3 separate regions of the Mus musculus genome follow, and regions 2 and 3 are each linked to region 1. The links are chromatin loops, found by intact Hi-C in ENCODE. Cell type or tissue: heart. All regions are shown on one strand.

Region 1 (2,500 bases):
TGCTTAAGCTTGTCCTTTAAAAACATTTAAACAATGTATCTCTGTGTGTGTGTCTCTGTCTGTCTGTCTGTCTGTCTGTCCTAGAGTTTGGAAGCATAGAATATCTGGAGGTGAAGTTACAGGTAGTTGTAAGCTGTCTGACAGGCGTTCTGGGAATAGAACTGTGGGCCTCTGGAAGAGCACTGTGTTCCTAACCACTGAGCCCCTTCTCCAGACCCTAGGCTACTCCGGCTTATGTGCATTCTTTCATTTGATCCTATAATGATGTAGGGTGTACATCCAATCAGGAGGGATTGGTTTGGTATATTTACTTATTATCAGCATAGAGCACTTGGACCTCCCTTGTACCTGTTCAGAGGAAGAAAATCAACTAACTATATACCAACAACCTAAGTGAGGTCTTACAGCCTTGCTGCAGGGCTAGTTTCCTGCCTTTCTTTCTATCAATTTTCCAGTATACTCAAGAAAATCGGGAAATTGTAATGGGGCAATTATATCTCCTGAGACTTTTTGCCTGTTGAAATGTGCAGGACCCTTTTCCTGTGATGAGAGATAGCTGGTTACTTGATCTAGGTTTAAAAGTTATGTAAAAGAAAAAAATTATAATAAAAGGGATACTTAGCTTTTAGGCATCATTACATTATTTATTTTTCAGTACAAGGTCTTACTGCACAGCCCAGGTTGGCCTTGAACTCTCAAATATAGCCTAGGCTAGTCTCAGGCCCAGGACGATCCTTCTGCATCAGCCTCCACAGTACTTAGGTGGCATTATGGTTATTAGTTCTCATCTAAGGTGTGAAAACATCATCTTGAGGCTACAAACACTAAGGCTGAGCTCAGATCTGACCTTAGAGCCCCAGCTACTCGCTGGGTAAGTTGTTGCCGTAATTCAGGCTGATGTTTTCGACTGCACTTCTTGAGGCAGGATCGGAGCTGCTGAGCTGTGGAGCTGCTGATGGGAGGATTGGGGAGGGGATGATAGAGGGCAGAGACATCTTTTTGGTTGATCAATGAACTACAATTTGAAGGCATTTAATTCTGAAATAGAAAATGTAGTTCCACACCTTCAATTTACGCTTGAGTCCAGAGAGAGGCAGCTTGTTTAATATGACACAGAGCTGTGTCTATGTGTAGGTGTGCACCAAATTTGACGACAGATTTCCAGTCTGATACTTAATTCCCTGCTAAAAAGAACAATCCACCCAGACCCTTGAATCACGTGTTCTACCTGAGACACGACTTAGAAGTTTGACATAGGGGTTGGAGAGATGGCTCAGTAGTTACTGCGGTTGCAGAAATCCCAAGTTCAAATTTTAGCACCCATGTTGTGTGGCTGGCTCCTGACTGCCTGGGACTCCAGCTCCAAGGCATTCGATACCCTCTTCTGGCCTTTGAGGGCACTGCACTTAGGGACAAAGCTTAGTGTAGAAGAGGATTTGTGCATGCTTAACCAATCCTCTCCCTACAGGTCAGATGGGATTCTGATGGCGGACTCCCTGCATTTTCCAGTGATGCGGGAGGTGAAACATTTTATTGTCTACCCGCAGGGTGCTCGAAGCCGAGGAGCCCTGTTCCATCCTCACCTCCATACAGGCTGACTGTGGCTGAGACATTGCCAGATTGATCTGATTTTGTTCCGTTAGAAGTTAGGCTACCCCTTGGTGTCTCTGCTTTGCAAAATAGGGACTCCTGTGACTACCTCTGCCTTGGAGTTATTAGTGAGAATTCAGAGTTAATCTCTGTAGAGCATTTTGAAAAGCACAAGGCAGTTAATGAATACTCTTGCAGTTTATTAAGATGGTTCCAAGCTGGGTGTTGTACATAGCTCTAATCTTAGATCCAGGAGACGAAGATATGAGGGTCTCCAGGTTGAAGTCCCTTTGAGCTACACAGTGAGACCCCTGTCTCAAAAAAGTCAACTTCCTCTGCAAAAGACTGGTTTCCGTCCCATCTTATTTCCCTGGTACCTGGTATGGGATTCTCGTTGGTATAGGGCATCGATTCTAGCTATTTATAAAATATAAAAGTGTCTCCGGGCTGGTTCTTATTGTTGCTGATTTATCTGACTATCCTTATCTTAGCAGATGTAAGTGATAATTGAACGACTAAACTTTAGCAACCCCACCTCTGCCTGTAATTTCTACTTCCCTCTGAGTGATTTCTTCTTCCCCACAGCAACACATAAAGAGGTAACTGAAGTAATTATATTAACATATGTAACTACTCCTGTGGCTCTCTACCTACCTTCTCCCCTCTTCTTCCTCAAGAGAGGTCTCTGCTTAAGTCAGTATGGTCTGAAATTCCTGCTATGGCCCAGGCTCACCCCAAACTCCCCATCCGAGGTCTCAGGCTCTCTCAGTTGCTGGGATTACATGTGTGTGCCACTCCGATCAGCCCGGCCCAGTGCCTCCCTGCTCCCCCTTCTATGATAGAAACAGGGAGAGTCAGGTGACTTTTTCTAAGCATGACTCATCATAGAGGAATTTTCTGGCGAGAAGGT
Region 2 (2,500 bases), 57 kb before region 1:
TATGTCCCTCTCACCATGGCTAACTTCCAGAGAGCTCTTGTGGTTTATATACCTACCGTTCACAGTCCTTCTTGTCTTTGTAGGACCATCATGCACTCGGACATTAACCTTATGCAGTAGCTGTGCCTGCTCTAAGCAATGAATAATGAATAGGAAAAATCTCTTGTGCAACTGTTAATGCCAAGAAAACGTGTGTGCAGCGCTGAGCTCCGCTGGCCTCCTCTGGGCTAGATAAACCTGATAACCAAGTTTATAATAATTGTGTCTTAATTAAAGTAAATAAATAATGGGTAAGGGCCCAAGTGTCTCCGATTCGTCTTCATAGATGGAATGTACAGACTAGCTTAGAGCCTGGGTCTCTAGACACTGAATCCCATAGAGAGATCAGAGGGATCAGAGGGATTTTTTTCTTCTAGTTCTGGGTTTTGAACATGCATTGACAGAATAGCAGGATTTTATATCTATATTATACTAAAAAAAAAAAAACCCATACATACTGAACCCATGGGGCCAGGCACCAACTGTATAAACAATTCTCCAGTTTCAGAACTCCTCTACCCATAAACTGAAAAATGAACCTTACCCCAACTTTGCAACTTAACATGAATTTTTTTTTTCTCAGAAAATTAACTTTGTGGAGTTAAGGTTAGAAACCCAGCCAAGGGACAAAAGCTACTGGTGTACAAATACACCACTACATTTTATTTTTAGCTGCCATCTTAGCAGCTCAGTGTTCAAATGTGTAATGATAAGGAAGCGCTACCCATAATCTGCCATCTTCCGCTCACCTCTCATTTGCCTTGGCATTAATTGTACATCTTTTAGATCTTCCTAAATCAACACCTATGCTAAATTGCTACTCAAGTCAAGCCAGGGGGCTTATATCTGCTTCCTGTCTGGTCCAGTCTGAAAGCCTGCAGACGAGGCTGTCTACATTTCTGTAGCACTCCAGAGTCTGGCTGGAAGCCCCAGTTGCTGGCAAGCAAACCCTTACTGAACAGCTCTCTCACATGCCTTAAAAATAGCTAGTAGGATGTACTAACACATATCACTCAAACTACAAAACAGCTCCCGGGCCTGGGATTAGGAGAACAGAGGAGGACACCGTGTGTCAGAGAGGATGGCACTAATATTTAGAAATGATTTTCTTCTCCTAAAAAAAAAAACATACTTAAACTTTTAATCAACACAGACTAATTGTGCATGTTCACAAAGTATCATGTGACATTTAAATACATAGAATGTATACTATTCAGAGCAGAGTAAATTTGCATACCTATGACTCTATTATTTCTTTGTGTTAGAAACATTCAGAGTTCTCCCATGGGTGGTGACCACTAGAAAACACATATTTCCAAAGGTCTTAGGAACTGGGTTATCTCTCTCTGTAGAAAAATTACAGTTATGAAGTAGCAATGATACTAAATGTATGGTTAGGACTTCGAGGACCATCGGAAATAGGTGTTTTCTGATAGTTGCAAGCCACAGGTTAGGAACTGCTGTGACCTACTCCATATTTTGACATATATTAATTGTTGTCCGTCAGAAATAATAGTCCAACTTGATATGAATCCTAGACCTGGCAGTGGAACCCCTACCAGGCAGCACAGCAGGCAAGCCATTCTATGTGTAAGAGAGTTTCCTGCCTGGTTTTCCTGGGACACGAACCTTAAGTCCCTGCCTTGGCTCAACCTGTGCTATCAAGTTTCTGCCTCTGTCATACTTTTCACACTAATATTATAATAAGCTCCAGATTTCAAAACTAGCTTTTGTCAAACTCTTCTGCCTTGGCTACATTTGGTGTGCCTTTTCTTTCATTCATTCATTCATTCATTCATTCACTCATTCTTTTCTTCAGTTGAATAAATACCTTTATTTCTAATTAATTTATTTATGTTTACTAGTTATTTCATTGTCTGGGCAGGTTCTAAATATAGTGTTTTCACACAGTAGACAAGTACGCTACCACTGAGCTGTGTTCCTCACCGGAGTAAATACCTTCTCTGCTAGACAAGGCCTCGGTGCTCCCCAGCTGGTGAGACACTGCCCTCAGTTCAGTACCTGGTCTTATTTGCTGAAGGATGAGGCCCAGGGAATCCCCGAGGTTGTTTATTTACCAAAGGAGTGAGAAGTCACTCGTGTCACAGACTTCTTCTCTCCCTGGCTCTCCCAGGAGTGATTATAAGAGATAGTTTTCAAAACAAGACAACTATGGTACCTTTGTTGTTCCTCCCTACCTATGACTCATTCAGTGACGAAGAGTCCGAGCTCATGTTTTCCTTGGCCTCCACCTAGGAGCATTCTGGGAGAACGTGTCCAGAGACTTCCTCCCCCTAATGTAAACCTAGCCATAAGCACAGAGCAGGTAGAGAGTCAAAACCAACTATGACCTAAGCAATAAAAAAATGCCTTTGTGTAAAGTTTCTGTCTTATAAAACTTGATAGCTCTTATCGATCCAAGTGCTAAAGTCCAACTGCACAGGGCACAGCTGAAACACTA
Region 3 (2,500 bases), 100 kb before region 1:
ACCTGTCCACTGTCTCTGCCTGCCACAAAAGTTTGTAAGGACTTCGAATTCCTACCACTTTCCACTCTCTTGTCTTGTGGTACCCAAGGGTGGAACCCGAGGCCACGGACATGCTAGGCAACCACTCTACAACCAACTATGATCTTAGCCCTTGGAACTTCAAACTTGTAGACTTGAGCACAACACTTGGTTTCTGTTTCCAAGGGGTGGGGCAAAGAGGTTAATTCTGTTGCAAAAAGACATTTAGGATGTATGGCTAAGAGAGAATCTGTGTCGTCTTAGAAGAAACAATTAAAGATGTCCTCGAGACTGAGCAAAAAATCGGTAACATTGTTGCAGTTTTATAAGACAAAATGAAATATGCTCTTATGGCTCTTAGCTCTATTTGAGGTCCAGGGGTTCTATCCTTTGCAAGGTGGGAACTGACTAGTGTATTCATCAGTATCAAAGGAAACTTGACTCCTTAAAAGAAAGGCAAAACTTTATTTACTAGAAACAGGAAGATTTGGTTGATACTCATTCATCACCTATGGTATTAAGAGCAGGAGCCCGGGACACTTTGTAGTCACAAATGAATGTAACTGGGGAAGTTACAGAGCCCTGATATTCACTCTTACTTTCTCTTATTGAGACATAAGGGTATAATATGTGCCGAGGTGGTTTCAGCTTAAGAGCTGGACATGGCTCATCTAAAGTAAGAGCTATGTGTGTATATTGTCTGTTTGTTTGTTGGCTTGCTTGCTTATTTATTTATTTTACCAGTGATTAGAGCATTGTTCAATCATTACTCAATGGCTGTGAGATACAAGGAAAGGTTTCTTGGGGACATTTTGGGGAATTCTCCTTTTGAAAGTGCTAGATTTGAAGCCACTCTATGTCTTGTGACATATGAACAGAGAACAAAGTTCTGGCCCCTCTGCGAAGTTGTCTTAAGATTCCAAAGTCAAGTTAATTCGAAGCCCCGGGCTGGGTTATAAAGGCAAAAACAACTAAGATCTGGTGTAATAACACAATTCAGTGTTGAGTCTGTCTCACTCCAGGCATTCACCTGACTTCTAGACGCCCCGTTGTGATAATAAAAACATCTCTTTAACACACACTGGTTATTTTGTGATATGTGTGTGTGTGTCACACAAGCCTCCTTTTTGACTCATTCTATGTCACTCTCTACAATTCCTCCCATATCCTCTTGATCCCAAGATCAGTGTTTTCTATTCACATAGGAAATTGACATATACCGTACACAGTGTCTTCTATTCAAATTCTACCATTCACCAGGGTGGTCAGAAAACCATACTTGACATGCTTATGTCAGATTCAGTGAAGTCTATCCCGAAAGAAAGAAAGAAAGAAAGAAAGAAAGAAAGAAAGAAAGAAAGAAAGAAAGAAAGAAAGAAAGAAAGAAAGAAAGGAAGGAAGAAAGATTGATTAATTTATGTGAGTACTCTGTAGCTGTCTTCAGACACTCCAGAAGAGGGAGTCAGATCTCATTACAGATGGTTGTGAGCCACCGAGTGATTGAGGGGATTTGAACTCAGAAGCTGCAGAAGAGCAGCCAGTGCTCTTAAGAGCTGAGCCACCTCTCCAGCTCCAGTGAAGTCTATCCTAAAGACCTTTAAATTTGCTCATACCACTCACTTCCAAATCACTCTCCCATAAACCCCACCTCTCCATTTTCCTAACCACCAAGTCCTATCCCGACACATCTGCCAAGTGTTAACTCCCTTCCTGAGGGAAGCTGGTTGCATCGCTTCTCGTGCCTTGCTCTTGGGTTCCTTTCTGGTTTCACATTAGTTCAGTTACTTCCCATTTTCTTTCTTTCCTGAACTTGAAAGAGGTCGTGCTTTGCCCTCTTATAACCCCGCCTGTGCTCAAAGCAGACCCTTCCTCTTCCTCTGCCCTTCTACTCTCTCAGTTTCTAGCTTTGTGCAGTCGGTACAGCAGGGAGGGGTTTGCTGGAGGAAACGCACGTAAGTAATTAAACAGAGTCTGATAAGCTTGCTTGCAGCTCATTTGGACTTAAGTGCTTAGCTCTCTCTCTCTCTCCCTCTCCCTCTCCCTCTCTCTCTCCCTCTCCCTCTCCCTCTCTCTCTCTCTCTCTCTCTCTCTCTCTCTCTCTCTCTCCCTCTCTCTCTCTCTGTGTGTGTGTGTGTGTGTGTGTGTGTGTGTGTGTGTGTGTGTGTGTGTGTGTACATGCCCAGACACACACGTGAAAGTCAGAGGACAATCTTCTCGGGTCTGAACTCAGGCTATTAGACTTGGTGTCGAGTGCTTTTACACACTGAGCAATCTCAATGGACTTTCCCATCTCTCTCAATTTTTTGCATTTTGCTTCTGTGTCAGAGAAGCATAGCACAGAAATACCTTTCCCCTTCTCCCCCTGATCTTAATGATCTTGTTAAATTTTTTTTTTTTTTTGCCAGCCCTCATGCTTTAACCAGTGAACAGTCATATCTTCGTGCACATCTACAGCCATAGCTTCCTCTGTTCTGTTCTCATG

The links. A loop is a pair of places that touch in the nucleus more often than their neighbours do. Peaks named below come from ENCODE experiments on the same cell type or tissue, not always from the same donor. Only the 100,000 strongest peaks of a DNase experiment are listed, where the experiment ranks them.
Region 2: a loop joins it to region 1, with 2.6 times the contacts of the local background. A loop is called at or near these places in 7 of 42 quality-filtered maps.
Region 3: it touches region 1 in a loop (2.0-fold over the local background); 10 of 42 quality-filtered maps call a loop at or near these places.

Annotation. Positions count from the first base shown.
Region 1 is chr16:78,315,666-78,318,165 of GRCm38, forward strand. All of the region lies in intron 1 of Cxadr (coxsackie virus and adenovirus receptor), which reads left to right. Among named protein-coding and RNA genes, the nearest start is that of Cxadr, 15 kb to the left of the region's middle. In heart, a CTCF peak has its summit at 1,395 (motif pointing left); a DNase peak (open chromatin) is centred at 2,456; H3K27ac peaks cover 916 bases.
Region 2 is chr16:78,258,215-78,260,714 of GRCm38, forward strand. No RefSeq gene overlaps it. Among named protein-coding and RNA genes, the nearest start is that of E330011O21Rik, 4.0 kb to the left of the region's middle. In heart, no CTCF peak of the experiment used is centred here; a DNase peak (open chromatin) is centred at 967; H3K27ac peaks cover 380 bases.
Region 3 is chr16:78,215,264-78,217,763 of GRCm38, forward strand. No RefSeq gene overlaps it. Among named protein-coding and RNA genes, the nearest start is that of Gm31613, 6.1 kb to the right of the region's middle. In heart, a CTCF peak has its summit at 1,493 (motif pointing right); no DNase peak of the experiment used is centred here; H3K27ac peaks cover 44 bases.